Linked DNA regions of Homo sapiens: region 2 is linked to region 1. A link is an interaction called in ENCODE POLR2A ChIA-PET data of the cell type or tissue named here. Cell type or tissue: MCF 10A. All regions are shown on one strand. Each heading gives the region's core, and the rest is flanking DNA. Links, peaks and the distances in the headings are about the cores only. Region 1 overlaps UBE2Z (ubiquitin conjugating enzyme E2 Z). Region 2 has its middle 5.5 kb from the start of IGF2BP1.

Region 1 (10,556 bases), core at 1-8,000:
TTCTTAAAATTCCAAACCTACGTATTAGTATGAGTGAATACAGGATGTTCCTTCTGCATGGTGAGGATATAGAACATGTGTACCAGATTATGGACTCTGCTTCTGGTGTGGGTAGTAGGTGGAGGGTAGCCAGGAGGGCTTGGGGTGGGTCATCACCTCACAATTTTGAGATGGGGTTTTATTTTGCAGATTCATGCATTGATCACAGGCCCATTTGACACTCCTTATGAAGGGGGTTTCTTCCTGTTCGTGTTTCGGTGTCCGCCCGACTATCCCATCCACCCACCTCGGGTCAAACTGATGACAACGGGCAATAACACAGTGAGGTTTAACCCCAACTTCTACCGCAATGGGAAAGTCTGCTTGAGTATTCTAGGGTAAGAGGAGACTTTTAAGTAGCCAAGTCGGTTGTTAGCAGATAATTACTCTAGGTCAGCCTTTATCAACCGGAGTCCCTCATCTGAACTACAGAACACAGAAAATGATTGAGTGACTCTTCTCAAATCTCCTCAGGATGGTATGTGACTAGTATCATTCTAGATGCAGAGGGGAGAAGTTAATTTATTACAGTGGTAACCTTTGAGAAGTGGTTCTCTTAAGAGTGTGGCCCTGAGCATCTGGGAACTTGTAGCCGAGCAGTTTCTGGGGCCCTATCTTAGACCTACAAAAGAAACTCTGGGGTTGGGGCCAAAAATCTGGTTTTTTTGGTTGTTGTTTTTTGTTTGTTTTGAGACGGAGTCTTGCTCTGTCGCCAGGCTGGAGTGCAGTGGCACGATCTTGGCTCACTGCAACCTCTGCCTCCCAGATTCAAGCGATTCTCCTGCCTCAGTCTCCCAAGTAGCTGGGGCTACAGGCGTGCACCACCACACCTAGCTAATTTTTGTATCTTTAGTAGAGACGGAGTTTCACCATGTTGGCCAGGATGGTCTCGATCTCTTGACCTCATCATCCACTCACCTTGGCCTCCCAAAGTGCTGGGATTAGAGGCATGAGCCACCGTGCCCGGCCCAGAAATCTGTTTTTTACAAGCTCTCCAGATGATTGTGGTGCATACTGCAGTTTCAGAACCACTCTCTTGGGGTGTTAAGGCCTTATTTTCTCTCCTGAACAGGTTGAGAAAGGCTGCAGGTCTGTGCCATTCAAGATTTGGGGTGTCTTAATTTGAGTCTTGCAATAAGTTGCTTTGAAGGCAGTGGCGGTGGTGGTGGTGGTGATCATTATGGTTTCATTTTTGTTTTGTTTTGTTTGTTTTTGTTTTGTTTTGTTTTGTTGGTAGAGGCAGGTATCTCACTATGTTGCCCAGGCTGGTCTTGAATTCTTGTCCTCAAGCAGTCGTCCTCTTGTGGCTCCCAAAGCACTGGGGTTACAGGCATGAGCCTCCATGCCTGACCTGATTATAATATTTTAATAATGACAAATGTCTGAGATTGGAAATCACATTAGATATGAAATGAGTTTCTAGTGCATCTTCTTTCTGGATGCTTCTGAGGTTTTGCTTCATAGAGTTCCCATTTTAGTTGCCTTTGGGGGCTGAAAACTCAGTGTGGACATCTTCTCGCATATTTTGGATTGGTGTTTTTATAGTGGTCTGAACTTCTCTGGGACAGAGAACACGTGCAGGTTGAAGTTGAGAAAGTACCCCCAAACTGATTATTCTGTTTTCCTGCTATCCAACATGTTTCCAGGTTTGTGTGAGGGAAGAGCAGCATTTGAAATAAACTTAGAGACATGATTCATTTTTCTAGGACTTGCTCAGACCCAGGGATATGTTCTGCTGTGATTTTGGCAGTGAAGAAGTCTTTTAAAGGAGGTTGTCCTTAAAGAAGTACTTCATCTCGTTAGGGTACTTAATTAATTGTCTTTGCTGGTAGGCTAAAACCCATGATGATAAAGAAATTTAGTCGTTGCTTCTGTATGAAATTTGTTCGCGAAAGCGTGTCTCAAAGTAGGCTCTCCCTCATTGGGTCAATATAAAACTCTTTTGAGATACCAGCCACAGGACAGTGGGGTAAAAGTAGTAGAAGTGTGTTAGGTAGAAAAGGAGAAGCTGCCCTGAAATTGAAAATTTGCCATAAAGAATCACAGAGTAGAAAATTTCAGCCGGGTGCGGTGGCTCACACCTGTAATCCCAGCACTTTGGGAGGCCGAGGCGGGTGGATCACCTGAGGTCAGGAGTTCGAGACCAGCCTAGCCTGGCGAAACCCCGTCTCTACTAAAAATACAAAAATTAGCCAGGCATGGTGGCGCATGCCTCTAGTCCCAGCTACTCGGGAGGCTGAGGCACAAGAATTGCTTGAACCTGGGAGGCAGAGGTTGCAGTGAGCCAAGATCACGCCACTGCACTCCAGCCTGGGTGACAGAGGGAGACTTTGTCTCAAAAAAGAAAGAAAAGAAAATTCTTAGGTGTTCCTAGTTGACTGTATTAGCTTTATCAGCCATGTTTTTTTTTTCCTCTTTACCTAGAAAACAATGTTGGGCTGACTTACTGACAAAAGAAATTTAACGAGAGTTGACTCTGTTGTAAAGCTTCAGAGAGCAGTAGGTCTAGAGTTCCTGGGGGAGCAAAGCTGAAAAGATAGAGGCACTTAAGAGCAGTCCCCAGTGAAGTTACTATTAGGCATTACTGACTTGGGCTTTCCTCAAGTACAGCAGGGAAACAGAAGCAGGCAGTCAACTTGAACAAGCCAGTCCTGGCTTAGGTTGTGTTCGGCTTCCAGCTCCGGTGCCATCTCTTCAATTAATTGAGCTAAAAATAAATGTCATTAACATCCAAGCTGTCCCCTCCCCCTAATACTTGGTTGGGTTTATGAAAGAGAGGAGCAATTTTGGTATTTGACGTTTTCCATATATTATTTTCAGACCTTCCACTGTCTGGAAGCACCCCTTATTCTCTTCCTGTTCTTTGGAAGAGTTGTGTAGTCTTAAGAGAATTTGACACTCCTTGGGGGTTTGATACAGAACTGGATCCCCAATAGCCCCACCACATGGCCTCTAACCAGATGGCTTCAGTCACCTGTGTCCCTTTATGCTCAACTTCCCTCTCCCCTCACTAACTCCATCACCACCCATAAACAAGCTCTTTGAGATCCACGGAGATTAACATTTAGACAACTTTGGAGCTAATTGCTTACCTAATTTCTTTTGTTTTGATTGTCGTAACTGTTTCTAGTACAAAGAAAATCCCTTCAAAGTTACATAGCTTGCTATTACCTGTTCTTTTGCCCCCCCCCCTTGATTTGAGGATTAGGCAATTGACTGATTTCTGGTGAAATCAGAACATGAGCATGAGACAGAGGCTGGGAAATTCCAGAGTATTAATAGTGAAAGAGAAACTTATGGTGAGTCACTTATGGTGGTGTTGCCGGGCCCCAGGGTACTTGTTCCCTATTCTTTCTCTGCCTCACCCTCCATTCCTTCTGATGTGTTTACAGTACATGGACTGGACCTGCCTGGAGCCCAGCCCAGAGCATCTCCTCAGTGCTCATCTCTATCCAGTCCCTGATGACTGAGAACCCCTATCACAATGAGCCCGGCTTTGAACAGGTAAGGCCAGATGGGCCTGGCTCTGGGGTGTAGACTATTGTTTTTGTTTGTTTGGTTGGTTGGTTTTTTTGTTTTTTTTTTTTTTTGAGACAGAGTCTTCCTCTGTCACCTAGGCTGTAGTGCAGTGGTGCAATCTCAGCTTACTGCAACCTCCGCCTCCCGGGTTCAAGCCATTCTGTCTCAGCCTCCCAAGTAGCTGGGACTACAGGCGTGTACCACCATGCCTGGCTAATTTTTATATTTTTAGTAGAGATGGGGTTTCACCATATTGGCCAGGCTGGTCTCCAGCTCCTGACCTGGTGATCCGCCTGCCTCGGCCTCCCAGAGTGCTGGGATTACAGGCGTGAGCCACCGCGCCCAGCCAGAATAGTGTTTTAAGAGATCTGCTTGGGAGGTTTTTTTTGTTTTGTTTTGTTTTGTTTTGTTTTGGACCTAGCACAGCCCCATGTACTACATTTGTTGGTATAGGGAAAAAAAGGGAATTGACACGTGTTTTTTAGTAATGAAATTTTTTGCCGACCACTGTGGCTCACACCTGTAATCCCAGCACTTTGGGAGGCTGAGGCAGGCAGGTGGATCACCTGAGGTCAGGAGTTTGAGACCAGCCTGGCCAACCTGGTAAAACCCCATCTCTACTAAAAATTAACTGGTCAGAAGTTTGAGACCAGCCTGGCCAACATGGTGAAAACCTGTCTCTACTAAAAATAAAAGAAATTAGCTGGGTGTGATCACTTGAACCCTGGAGGCAGAGGTTGCAGTGAGCTGAGATCACGCCATTACACTCCAGCCTGGGTAAGGAGCGAAACTCGGTCCCCCCACCCCCAAAAAAATAATAATGGCCAGGCGCGGTGGCTCACACCTGTAATCCCAGCACTTTGGGAGGCCGAGGCGGGCAGATCACAAGGTCAGAAGTTTGAGATCATCCTGGCTAACACAGTGAAACCCAGTCTGTACTAAAAATACAAAAAATTAGCTGGGTGTGGTGGCAGGCGCCTGTAGTCCCAGCTACTCGGAGGCTGAGACAGGAGAATGGCGTGAACCCAGGTGGTGGAGCTTACAGTGAGCCAAGATTGGGCCATTGCATTCCAGCCTGAGCGACAGAGCGAGACACCGTCTTAAAAAAATAATAATAATAATGAATTTTTTTATTTGTGAGAGTTACAATAAGTATGTGACTTGGATTCCTTTATAGCATGGAAGTCAATGGACTCCTTTGGAAATTAATTCTGACCTGCTTTGGGGGTTGTGGCATCCAGTGGGTTCTATGTGCCTATATTCTCAGCATCCCCTAAAGTTGCTCTGTAGGGACTACTACCCAGCCAGCTGTTCTTCTGGGGTTATGAAGGACTGTTACCTGCAGAGTCAAAGGAGCTAGTCATTAGGAGTCCCGGGCAAGACTTTTTGAGTTAACAGTGCCAACGAGAAGGTGGAGAAAACTCACATTTTTCCAAGAGCATGCTCTGTGCTGGACACTACCAAGTTTTTATATATAATTTCTTGTTTAACCTTCATACTATGTGAGGTTAAATATGGTTATTCCCATTTTCAAGTGAAATAATGTTGCCTCAGAGAGGTTAATTAACTTTCACAAAGACACACAGATCAGGATAGGACCCCAGACTTACATTGGAGCCCAACTTCTCCCACTCTTCCGATGTGCCTTCCTGAATTACTCATGAGCACGGGAAAAAGTTCCAGTGATAGTCCCAAAAGAAAATGATTCCGGATAGGTGATTAGAACAGCTTAATTAATTTATTTATTTTTTGAGACAGAGTTTCACTATTGTTACCCAGGCTGGAGTGTAATGGCACAATCTCGGCTCACAGCAACTTCTGCCTCCCAGGTTCAAGTGATTCCTCTGCCTCAGCCTCCCGAGTAGCTGGGATTACGGGCACGCACCACCACACCTGGCTAATTTTTTGTATTTTTAGTAGAGAAGGGGTTTCACCATCTTGGCCAGGCTGGTTTCGAATTTCGGACCTCAGGTGATCCACTCGCCTTGGCCTCTGAAAGTGCTGGGATTACAGGCGTGAGCAACCATGCCTGGCCAACTTAATTTATTTTTAAACTATTACATATGACACCAACTTTGATTCTTCCTCTATAGACCTGAACAAAGGATAATAAAATGCCTTTCAAAAATGAAAAATAAAAATTTTTTTTGAGACAGAGTCTCACTCCATCACTCAGGCTGGAGTGCAGTGGTGTGATCTCGGCTCACTGCAGCCTCCACCTCCCAGGGTCAAGCAATTCTCCTGCCTCAGCCTCCTGAGTAGCTGGGACTACAGGCGCACACCACCACGCCTGGCTAATTTTTGTATTTTTAGTAGAGGTGGCGTTTCACCATGTTGGCCAGCTGGTCTTGAACTCCTGACCTTAGGTGATCAGCCTGCCTCGGCCTCACAAAGTGGTAGGATCACAGGTGTGAGCCACAGAGTCTGGCCTCAAAAGTTAACAAAAATTATTTCCTAACCCATCCTTTCTCCAAACATTCATTTCAGGAGGAGAGTCTAATTGAAATAGACCTCATTAGCAGGAGCTGATTTTTAGGTCTTGTCTTTTTTTTTTTTTTTTTGGAGGCAGACTCTCACTCTGTCACCCAGGCTGGAGTGCAGTGGTGTGATCTCAGCTCACTGCAACCTCTGCCTCCCAGGTTCAAGCGATTCTAGTACCTCAGCCTCCCAAGTAGCTGGGATTACAGGCACACACCATGACGCCTGGCTAATTTTTGTATTTGTAGTAGAGATGGGGTTTCGCCCTGTTGGCCAGGCTTGTCTTGAACATATGGCCTCAAGCAGTCTGCCCACGTCCGCCTCCCAAAGTGCTGGGATTACAGGTGTGAGCCACCATGCCCAGCCTTGTGTTTTTTATTTTTTACTTCCAGAATGACTTGCAGTTGTTTTTATTTTATTTATTTATTTATTTTTTATTTATTTACAGGCACACACCACCACACCCAGCTGATTTTTGTATTTTTAGTAGAGACGGGGTTTCACTGTTTTGGCCAGGCTGGTCTCCACCTCCTGACCTTATGATCCACCTGCCTCGGCCTCCCAAAGTGCTGGGATTACAGGTGTGAGCTACCGCGCCTGGCCCATCAGCTATTTTTATCAGAGGCCAGGGCTCTAATTGACTGGGGTTGGTGGTAAGAGGAGAAGAGCACAGGAAAAATTAAAGGAGTAGAGGCCATACTCCCCTTCTATTCACACCATAGTGAGACCCTGTTTATATTGGCTTTCTAGACCAAAGTTGAAGTTTATCTTTCGAAGCTTCTGATAGATTTATTTCTAATTGTACTATTTCTTTGAGACAAAGTCTTGCTTTGTCACCCAGGCTGGAGTACAGTGGCACAGTCATAGCTCACTGAAGCCTCGAACTCCTGGGCTTTAGCCATCCTCTCACCTCAGCCTTCTGAGTAGCTGGGACGACAGGTGCACACCACCAATGCCCAGCTAATTTTTGTATTTTTTATAGAGACGGGATCTCACCATGTTGCCAATGCTGATCCTGAACTCCTGAACTCAAGCGATCCGCCTGCATCGGCTTCCCAAAGTGTCGGGAGTACAGGCATGAGCCATCGGGCCCAGCCCTACTTCTGATTTATAATAATTGGTTCAATGATGGTGGGACCCTAGAGACATATAACAGGTAAAGGGGTTAACCAGGAAGCATCCTTTACTTGTTGATGCCTGAAGGTTTTCTACACTGAGACTCTTCACTTCATTTATACCTTTTTGTCCCACCATCATTCTTTCTGTCTTTTTTTTTTCTCCCCCTAAAGAGACAAGTGTTTCCCAGCCTGGGCAACGTAGTGAGACCTTGTCTCTACCGAAAAACTTTTTTAAAAAAATAGCTGGGCATTGTGACATGTGCCTTGAGTCCCAGCTACTTGGGAAGCTGAGGAGAGGAGCATCGCTTGAGCCCAGGAATTCGAGGCAGCAGTAACCTCTGATCATGCCACCACTCTCCAGCCTGGATGACAAAGCAAGAGCCTGCCTCTTAAAAATTTTTTAAATAAAAGACAAGCCGGGTGCGGTGGCTCATGCCTGTAATCCCAGCGCTTTGGAAGGCTGAGGCAGGTGGATTACCTGAGGTCAGGCGTTCAGGACCAGCCTGGCCAACGTGGTGAAACACTGTCTCTACTAAAAAATACAAAAACTAGCTGGGCGTGGTGACAGGCGCCTGTAATCCCAGCTACTTGGAAGGCTTGAGACAGGAGAATCGCTTGAACCCAGGAGGCGGAGGTTGCAGTGAGCTGAGATCGTGCCATTGCACTCCAGCCTGGGTGACGAGCAAAACTCAAAAAAACAAATAAATAATAAAAAATAAAAACTCGGGGCCCACCATGGTGACGAATGTCTTTAGTCCCAGCTACTCAGGAGGCTGAGGTGGGAGGATCGCTAGAGCCCAGGAGTTTGAGGATTGCTGGAGCCCAGGAAGTCAAGGCTGCAGTTAGCTGTGATGGTGCCGCTGCACTCCAGCCTGGGCAACAGCAAAGACCCTGTCTCCAAAAAGAAAAACTGAAAAAACAGGAACTTACTTTGTTGTCTAGGCTGAACCCAAACTCTTGGGCTCAAGTGATCCTCACACCTTGGCTTCCTGAGTAGCTGGGACTATTAGTTTATGCCACCAGGCTTAGCAACCCTACCATCATTCTTATGTTTGGTTATTTCCCACATAATCTTTACTTGATAGACCTTTCACTTCACATTCAGGAAAATATGATGGATCTAGTTTGCTGGTGATAGGCCAAATGACCTGTAACCTGTTGGTATATTTGGAGGGTGGTGGAGGTGAATGGTGTCAAAAATAAAGGTGTGGTTGCTCTTCATGGATCTGCCATACAGTGGGAAAGGTATCTTTTTAGTTTGTGTGACTGGCTGACATACCCCATACTAATCTTGAAGTCCCTTCCCATTGGTTTTCTTTTTGCTTAATTTTTGGAATACTCTGGCATCTGTTACATTATAGGAGAGACATCCAGGAGACAGCAAAAACTATAATGAATGTATCCGGCACGAGACCATCAGAGTTGCAGTCTGTGACATGATGGAAGGAAAGTGTCCCTGTCCTGAACCCCTACGGTATGTGTCAAGCGGGCTTGCTTGGTATTCCTTTCGGGCATTTGGGTAGTTGGCATCTTTGGGGCAGAGTACAGTGTTGGGTACCAGAGGGAGATAGAGAAGAAGGAAAGATGTGGTTCCTGCTTTTAAAGAACAAGTGGCTGAGGGTTACCCAAGAGGAAGTTCAGAGAGCTACTCTGTTGTTGGAGAATGCCATGCCTTTGGGAGAGGCAGTCCACACGCTCAGGGAGCTTCCAGTTTGATGAAGGCTTGGACGTACTTTTTTCCAGCCAAATGTGTAGAGTACTTCATAATAAGACTCATTTCTTAGTGCTGAAGTTATTTTTAAGTGCCAAAACTGGATGAGCAACGTCAGGGTTAAATAAATAAACTTCTAGGAGAATTTTGAGTAAGGTTTGGGATTGGGGATGGCTGATGAAAAGCAATGGAGGTGGAGCAAGTCATGAGTTGAAGTTGGGATTCAAATGGTGAGTATTGGCTTGGTGGTGGCTCACGCCTGTAATCCTAGTACTTTGGGAGGCTGAGGCGGGAGGATCACTTGAGCCCAAGAGTTCGAGACCAGCCTGGGCAACACAGGGAGACCCCATCTCTACAGAAATTTTAAAATTAGCCAGGTGTGATGGCACGCTCCTGCAGTCACAGCCAGTCAGGAGGCTGAGGTGGGAGGATTGCTTGAGCCTAAGAGGTTGAGGCTGCAGTGAGCTGTGATGACACCACTGCACTCCAGCCTGGGTAACACAGCAAGACCCTGCCTCAAAAAGAAAACTAATGGTGAATATTACAGTCACACTCATAATTCCTGATGTGTAGGGGAAGTCAACCACGGGCAGTTAGGTGTTCCTTTTTCCAAAAGGAACTGTAATCCCAGCACTTTGGGAGGCCAAGGAAGGCAGATCACCAGGTCAGGAGTTCAAGACCAGCCTGACCAACATGGTGAAACCACATCTTTACTAAAAATACAAAAATTACCCGGGTGTGGTGGCACGCACCTGTAATCCCAGCTACTCAGGAGGCTGAAGCATGAGAATCACTTGAACCTGGGAGGCGGAGGTTGCAGTGAGCCGAGATTGCGCCACTGTATTCCAGCCTGGGCAAAAGAGCGAGACTCAGTCTCAAAAAAATAAAAAATAAATAAAATGAAAAGATCTTTGTAGAAAACAGATCTGGACTTGGGAATGGTAGGTATTTAATTTGGCATTAAGGTTAGGTAAAGAGGCCAGGTGTGGTGGCTTGCGCCTGTAGTCCTAGCACTTTGGGAGGCCGACGCAGGCAGATCAGTTGAGGTCAGGAGTTCCTGACCAGCCTGGGCAACATGGTGAAACCCCGTCTCTACTAAAAACAAAAATTAGCCAGGCGTGGTGGCATATGCCTGTAATCCCAGCTTCTCAGGAGGCTGAGGCAGGAGAATTGCATGAATCCGGGAGGCAGAGGTCACAGTGAGCTGAGGTTGCACCACTGCACTCCAACATGGGCTACAGAGCAAGACTCCATCTGAAAAAAAAAAAAGGTTAGGTAAGGAAGGGGTGACCTGTACCCCTGGGTTTCTCACTTACACTTTTCTGCTTGTTTTCCAGAGGGGTGATGGAGAAGTCCTTTCTGGAGTATTACGACTTCTACGAGGTGGCCTGCAAAGATCGCCTGCACCTTCAAGGCCAAACTATGCAGGTAATACAACCCCTGCTGCTAATTGCAGAAGCCCTACAGCTGGCCATGTAAAAGCCCCCCACAAGCGTGGCATCGACAGCTGTCATAGAATGACACAGCTAAGCCTGGGTTCAGTGGCTCATGCCTGTAATCCCAGCACTTTGGGAGGCCAAGGCGGGCGGATCACGAGGTCGGGAAATTGAGACCATCCTGGCTAACACGGTGAAACCCCGTCTCTACTAAAAATACAAAAAATTAGCCGGGCATCGTGGCGTGTACCTGTA
Region 2 (8,000 bases), core at 1-8,000, 75 kb after region 1:
CACGTGTAGTTAAATTTTTTTTAAAAAGGTTCCAATCATATGAACTATATGAACACAAATACTGTTTTGTGTTCATTTTCTGTAAACTTTTTCTCAAATTTCTCTAAACCCTTTGGAATGTAATATTTCAAGTGGTTATGCTAGAAGTTATTTGAATATTCCTCTTTTAATATTTATATTGTTAAAACTTTTCTTCCTTTCTTTTTTCTTTTTCTTTTTCTAGACAGGATCTCACTCTGTTGCCTAAGCTGGAGTGCAGTGGCACCCATCTCGGCTCACTGTAGCCTTGATCTCCTGGGCTCAAGCGATCCTTCCACCTCAGTCTCCCGAGTAGCTGGGACAACAGGCATGTGCCACCAAGCCCGGCTAATTTTTTTTTATTGTTGTTTGTTTATTTTTTTTTTTGAGACGGAGTCTTGCTCTGTCGCCCAGGCTGGAGTGCAGCGACGCGATTTCTGCTCACTGCAAGCTCCGCCTCCTGGGTTCACGCCATTCTCCTGCCTCAGCCTCCCGAGTAGCTGGGACTACAGGCGCCCGCCACCACGCCTGGCTAATTTTTTTGTATTTTTAGTAGAGACGGGGTTTCACCGTGTCAGCCAGGATGGTCTGGATCTCCTGACCTCGTGATCCGCCCACCTCGGCCTCCCAGAGTGCTGGGATTACAGGCGTGAGCCACCGCGCCTAGCTCCCAAGCGCGGCTAATTTTTAAAATTTTTCGTAGAAATGAGGTCTCATTGTGTTTCCCATGCTGGTCTCGAATTCGTGGGCTCAAGTGCTCCTCTGGCCTCAGCCTCCCAAAGTGGGGGGATTACAGGCATGAGCCACCTTGCCCAGCTGAAAGTTTTTTTTGACGGTTATTAATAACACATCTTTATTCATTGTTTTGTTTGTTTGTTTTTTGAGTCGGAGTTTCATTCTTGTTGCCCAGGCTGGAGTGCAATGGCACAATCTCGGCTCACTGCAACCTCTGCCTCCTGGGTTCAAGCAATTCTCCTACCTCAGCCTCCCGAGTAGCTGGGATTACAGGCATGCACCACTACGCCCGGCTAATTTTTGTATTTTTAGTAGAGACAGAGTTTCTCCATGTTGGTCAGGCTGGTCTCGAACTCCTGACCTCATGTGATCCACCGGCCTCGGCCTCCCAAAGTGCTGGGATTACAGGTGTGAGCCACCGCACCCGACCCTGTTTGTTTGTTTAGATTTTTTTAAACCAATTTTTTTTTTTTGCCTTTAAAAATATCATGATATCATGCCTGCAATCCCAACACTTTGGGAGGCCAAGGTGGGAGGATCTCTTGGTGCCAGGAGTTCATGACCAGCCTGGGCAATATAGTGAGATCCGGTCTCTACGAAATAAATAAATAAATAAATAAATAAATAAATAAATAAATAAAAATGAGCTGGGCATAGTGGTAGCTTGCCTGTAGTCCCAGCTGCTCAGGAGGCTGGGGTGGGAGGATCACCTGAGCTCAGGAGATCAAGGCTACAGTTAGCTCTAATTGTGTCACTGAACTCCAGCCAGGGCGACAGTGAGATTCTGTCTCTTAAAAAAAAAAAGATAAAATATACATAATAAAATTTACAATTTTAACCATTTGAAGCATAAAATTCAGTGGCTTTAAGTACATTCACACTGTTATGCAACCATTACACTACCCATCTCATGAATTTTTTCATCCAAAATTGAAATTCTGTACCAACTACGAATCATCCATTTATCCTTTTGCTTTGGCTTATTTTACTTAGCATGTTTCCAAAGTTCATCCATATTGCAGTAGGTATCAGAATTTCATTCCTGTTTAAGGCTGAATAATTTTTTTTTTTTTACATACTGGATTTTTTTGTAGAGAGGTTACTCAATAGTGCAATTTCTAAGTGAAAGAGAAATTAATTTTTAAAGGTTCTTGTTGCCTTAAAATTGTCCTCCCACACAGCCATATGGAATGTTTATTTCACTATATTCTTGCTAGTAATGAGTATTATAAATATATTTAAAAACACGCAACCTTACTATTTTCATGAACTGCTTAGTTTTTGTTTTAATTTAGCCTGCTATAAAAATTGGTTTGCTTTCTCCTTGGGTGTTCATAGCTGTATTGACAGGTAGGACATTAGGTGAACATCTGCTCTGGCTGAGGGGCTATAACAGACGACCTGGGGACCAATGAGAAGGGCTGTCTTGGGGTAACGTTTTTGCTTTGGATGATATACAAAATAAGAAATCTTTATGTATGTAGTTAGTGGGGTGCTAGTTACATTCCCAGAAGGAAGAACCTAAGAGAGCTCTTGGCAGTAGGTGTATGTGGGTTACCTCCTTAAGACTGTCATCCTGGCTGTGGGGCACTAGAGGATATCAGAATGGCAAAGGGCTCTGTAATTAATTCTGATGGTGGCTGTGATTGCCTGAAGCCCTCAGTTGAGAATTCTGAGCCGGTGTGACCAGACACAGAGGAAAGCGGTTGCTGACCTTGGGTACAGAACTGCCATGGGCACAAAACTGTCATGGGAACAGAACCAGGGAGCAACAAGCTCAAGCTCAGAGATGCCCCTTGGTTGCTATTTTTGATATAGACCAATTATCCTTTTAAATGACTACATTTATCTGTATTTCATCTGATTGTGTTGTATTTATTTAAAAGAAAAAGGCGCTTACAGGCTGAAAACAGCATCTTATCTGATCACAATGATCACATCTTCTCAGATAGTATCAAATATACTTATTCAGTAGATTTTTACTGTCAGCACTGTTAGACACCCTGGGTGATACAGAGGCTTTGCCCTCAAGGATTTGGTCATAAAATGCTAATTACAAATTTAGTTATAAGCAAAGTAGGACATGGAAAAATGACACAAAAATGTCAAAGTGTCTGATGAATGTTCAGCCAATAAAAACTGGGAATACTGGAGCGGAGTTGTTCTGGGAACTGAATCATCCTGAGGTTCTCCTAAAAAATGTAACAAGTTTCCCCTTTTGGTGTATAAAATAATTCAAGCATCTCTGCATCCTTCCCTTTCACTAGAAGTAAGTTTGAATGAGAACAAGTTAGTGATAGTGGGAGAGGGAGAAGAAAAAGGACAGAAAGTTTGGTTAGGTATATTGATTTAAGAGAAGGAACAAATCAGTTGAGGGGCAGAGGAGCAGGAGAATAATAAAAGGGTAAAGAGAAGCAACAAAGAAAAAGAAAAATTGAAAAGAGGGTAAAGGTAAAGGGGGAGGAGGAAAGGAACTGACAGTGTCCGGAGCGGGAAGAAAAATGGAGGAACAAAAGGAGAGGGGGAGGAAGAGAGAGGGGAGGGGCAGGGGCAGGGGGAGGGGCAGGGAGGAAGAGGAAGGTAGGAAAAAAGATGGGTCAGGAACCTCATTTTAAAGCAATTTAGAAATAACTCTGAATTCTTTCCCTATACACTTTATAAACACATTTTAGAAATGAAAAGAAAATTATAAGAATGTACTCAATAATTTATTATATAAATGCTCACCAAATATTTTCAGATTGTGTTTAAGAGTGGAAATTAAGTTGTGTTGATAATAATTCTTTAAAAAAAAAAAGGTGGAGGTGTTTATAGGAGAGTTGGGTGAACCAAAATTCTCTCTAGATTGTTAACTCATGAAAATTAGGAGTCACTTTTAGAATTGTGTCTCAGTTTAGTCAAACAACCATTTAAAACAAAAATGCCATACTATTAGGCTGAGTCTCTTTTCTTTGTAAATCTGGTTTGTACATGAAGACAGATTGAACTGTTTTAAATTAATTTTTTGGTGATGAAATACTAGTGAAATAATATTTCTTAATTTTTAAAATTTAAAACAACAAAAAACCCCAACATAGCAGCATTATCCCTAGTAACTGAAATATTTGTGGCAGCTCCTGAAAAAAAATCCTAAACAGGAGTAGTCAGTTAATCTCATCATTAGGGGTAAAATTTTTAGAAAAGCAAACGAAAATAATTTGCTGAGTTAAAAAATTCTTTTAGTCTTAAAATGTATAGATGTTGTGTAGCTAAAATGGAAACTTCATGAAGTTTGACATGTAACTGATTAATTTCGAATTAAAATAATTTAAATATTTAGAAGATATGTTGATTTCAAGTACAAAATTGTCTCATTACTGTTTCCACCTTAATATTTATATATGGATTCCTTCTCTTTTGTTGCTTTTTACAATTTATTTTGAAAAATAACATTTTTTCCTTGTCTTTTCTTGAATTATACAATCCCCCCCCAAATCAATCAGTGATCTATTTTGTGTTTTGTGCTGTAGGAACTAAACAAGATCGTACATTATCTTTTGATCAAATGACTTTGGAATAAAAAAAATTACAAAAGGTAATAAGAATGTAATGTGAAGCATGTTATTGACCATTTCTTCTACATGTATTAATAGAGGTTGGGTGGAGTAGTTTACTAACAAAATGAATTTGAAAACATCTATTTTTAAAGTTAATAAAATAAATGATCCCCTCCTTACCTAAAAGTTTCTACATTGTAAACCTGAACCAAAACAAAAAATTGAGAGGTTTTGTCAAACACACTGTGTGACCCACAGAAAAACAAACGATTGTCCTTAAAGTTCTTTTTTCCCCTTGAGCCTCTTCTATCTCTGGAATAAATACATTTCTTTCTCAGGTCTTAAACACTGAACACTTTTGAATGAACGATAATTTGAAGGAGAAAAATTTCCTTTTCTGCTTACAGTTTGCTTACATTTTATGAGATATCCTAAACACATACTTATCCTTATTTATTTGACAGGAGAAAAAGCTGCATGTGCTTTTAAACTGGAACTAATTTACACTTTCTTAAAGTTTATAGGCATTTAAAAGAACCACACTAAGACTTTAAGTTGCAGGAAGAAACAAAACATCCTAAAGTAGTAACAGTAAAAAAACAAGCAAGCAACAACAAAAGTAAATAAATAAAATAAAAACCAACCAAACAAAAAACAAATTCCTCTAAAAACTTTGAGGTTAAAGCAGCAATATATCAGGAAATGTGAGCTTTCCTTTTTCTGTATTTTATAGCAACCGTAATTTTATTCCAAAATTGATGGATTCATTAGAAAATAAATTGTATTTTAATGTATTTCCCTCCTAGCTGCTTTCCATTTGTTTTGTTCTTTCTTTTGTAAAACATGCTACACTTTAAAAATAGAAGAGTCAGTAAGTGTTAGATTTAAAATGCAATATATATTCTGGGGATTTATGCAAAGGAGCTAACCCCAAAAAGGAAAAATTTATATTCACCAGAATATCTGTTCAGCACTGTTTACAAAAGTAAAAAATTTGATGAAATGTATATCTAAATATTATGATTAATAATTTACACATATAACTGGACTGAATTAAAATGATAGTTATGAAAACTTGGAGGCAGCCTGGGGAAATATTTATGGTACAAATGCAAGTGAAAAATTAAGATATAAAAATGATAAATTTTAAACCATTATAAATGGACAAATGCTGAAAAATAAACATTTACAAGTAAAATTAATTTTCTATGACAAGTGAAATTATTGATTTTTAATTTTTCTATTTTTTCTTTTTTCATTTTTTTAAACTTTTTTCTTTCCTTTTTGTCTTTCCTTTTTTTAACTTGGCTTATTTCTCCAAGAAAAATATTCTTTTATTTTCATCTTTAAAAAAGTTGGTTTATTCTCTCAAACTTTTTTTTTCCTCTCTGCATGTATTTGTATATTCACATTGGAGGAAAATGGATTATTATCCTATCTTTAAAATGGAGTCAAATGTCAGTGTTTCTGAATTCAGATAATTAAATTCCATAACTAGACCAAACTGTTCTCCAGGAAAAAATAAAGAAGAGGAGGAAGAGGAGGAGAACAAGAAGAGGAAGAGGTATAACAGTATTAATATTACTATGTAGAATATACAATATATATTATATACGATATGTATTATAAAGGATAATTATTAAAGAAAAAACCATTTAATCCTGTAGCTATATTTTTAACTCTTACACAAGTGTAACTCTGCACTAAAGATTTATCTGTCCCAAAGAAGCAATGTAGAAAAAAAATTGAAAATAAATACAATATTTGATAGTAATCTTTAATGTTAACAAAAACAAAGAAAAGAAAGATGAAAAGTTATGGTACCTCAAGTCTGCCCATTTTTATCCCTAACCTAGGAATGTCAGTCTAGATAAGAAATAACCCTTAATGTGAGTGCTGGGCTCATTCAAAAGGGAGAGATGAAACACCAATCAATGTGATTTAGTTCCCCCAACCCCAGCCTAAAATAGCCAGGTCACTAAGGCAAAACTGATTTGGGGGCTAAAAAGATCTGTATCTCACCCCTGTTGTCTCCTCTCTTGTATTCTTGCAGCCTTTGCAGCTTCTGACTATACACACATAAGCCTTTTTTTGGGGGGTGGAGAGGATTAGAATTCAGTAAAACAGCTGATTTTTTAAAAAGAACTAATCAGTTTCAATTTAGCAATTATTGGTAATTTTTAATTAAATATTTAAAAGGATTTAAAAATAGCAGATTGTTCAAGTGAAATTTATATATTCTCTTCTAACGTTATCTTAAATACATTAAAACTGATTTCAGCTAACATTTAGTTAGTATATTTTTACATGGAAAAAAATCAACCTGAAAGTGAACTGAATTCACTGATTATTTTTAAAAATGTTGTTTCCCATTGACTCTAGGATAGTAAAAAGTGGACTGCATTTTATAGGAGTTTAGAGGTCTGGATGGAGATTTTTATGGGGTGTAACTTGCTTTTGTTTTAGGCATACAGAGGCAGAGTAGTGGATATGTCCCCCAGGGAGACAATCTGAGAAGTGCTTTTATTAGCACCTAAAGATTCAAATTAAATGAAAGAAACAGCACTTAAAGTTTCTGGGAACTGGGATGATCTGCCTAGTTGCCCTCCTCCTTGTTCCCCAATATAACAGAAAAGATTTAAGGAGATTGGGGCTCCTCTTTAGGAAAAGGCCAAGAAATACAACAGCCTTTTTGAGACCATCTTTTAGCCCTTTCAAAAGTCTACACACATCACCAAGAAAAGTTCCCGGGCAACAGAGCCACACGTTCTGGCCAAGATAATTTTTTCCCCCCTGGACTCTAATTTTCATCAATTCTCTTTGCTGTGCTGTTTGTATTAGCTTGTTTTTCATTTAAAAAAATGTTTATTGAGTGCCTACTATGTGGCATGCCTGTTTCCTACTCATTGGTTTGTTTAAAAATAATGCTTGTGACCAACAGCTAAGTATTAAGAGTCAGATAAGGGGGGAGGGTCGGAGGTGTGTGTGTGGGGGTGAGACACAGATGTCTCCCACCTTCTTGGACAGAAAATATTCTCTTTCTACTCAACAACAAATAGCTCCTAGTACTTTAATTCTTGTTGTTCCATGGGAAAAAAAAATCACAAAAACAAAAATCCGACAAACACGTGGCTGGGTAGAACAAAACGCTCATTGGGGAGGGTGGGCTCTAAGGTGGTGGAGGATATAGAGAAACCGAGTTGGAAGCCCTCCCCCGCCCCTAAGTCCCAGCCCCATTTCTTTTCAGCGCGCCGGGAAAACGGGGAGGGGGACAAAGGTGCTGCGTGCTGTCTTTCAACTCCCGACTTTTTGAATGGCATACAATCGTCCGGCCGCAGAGCGGTGAGCCAAAGTCGGAGTCAGCTCAGACTCTGCAAACGAAAAATAATAACAATAAAAAAAATTCAAGGCATTCATATCGGTGTAGTCAACACGTGTTGCGGAGTCGGCCCGGGCCGCAGGCGACTGAGACAATGGGGTCGGGGACTGGGGAAGGGGAGTGACCCCCTTCCTCACCTGCCCTCCCAGCACGCGTGCCCCCGCTAGAATTATCCTCCCTCCCACAGAGTCCGGAGTAACACCCCAGTTTTCGCCCTGTTCAAGGGGATTCCAGAATTTCTGGGGGTCGACCCCTCCTTTTTCCCCGTTCCCTGGGCGAGGGGGTTCCAGGGTCTCCGGGCCGCGCTCTCGGCCACCCCTGGCGCCATCCCA

The links. ChIA-PET counts read pairs that join two places held together with the same protein. Peaks named below come from ENCODE experiments on the same cell type or tissue, not always from the same donor. Only the 100,000 strongest peaks of a DNase experiment are listed, where the experiment ranks them.
Region 2: POLR2A ChIA-PET joins it to region 1 with 5 read pairs; 17 of 35 experiments call an interaction of 5 or more read pairs at or near these places.

What each region holds. Positions count from the first base shown.
Region 1 is chr17:48,912,645-48,923,200 of GRCh38, forward strand. UBE2Z (ubiquitin conjugating enzyme E2 Z) reads left to right here. Exons shown (of 7, transcript NM_023079.5): 3 at 190-377; 4 at 3,432-3,543; 5 at 8,516-8,628; 6 at 10,203-10,293. Among named protein-coding and RNA genes, the nearest start is that of UBE2Z, 9.5 kb to the left of the region's middle. RefSeq lists an enhancer at 3,179-3,518. In MCF 10A, for the core only: no CTCF peak of the experiment used is centred there; a DNase peak (open chromatin) is centred at 3,337.
Region 2 is chr17:48,987,923-48,995,922 of GRCh38, forward strand. No RefSeq gene overlaps it. Among named protein-coding and RNA genes, the nearest start is that of IGF2BP1, 5.5 kb to the right of the region's middle. In MCF 10A, for the core only: no CTCF peak of the experiment used is centred there; no DNase peak of the experiment used is centred there.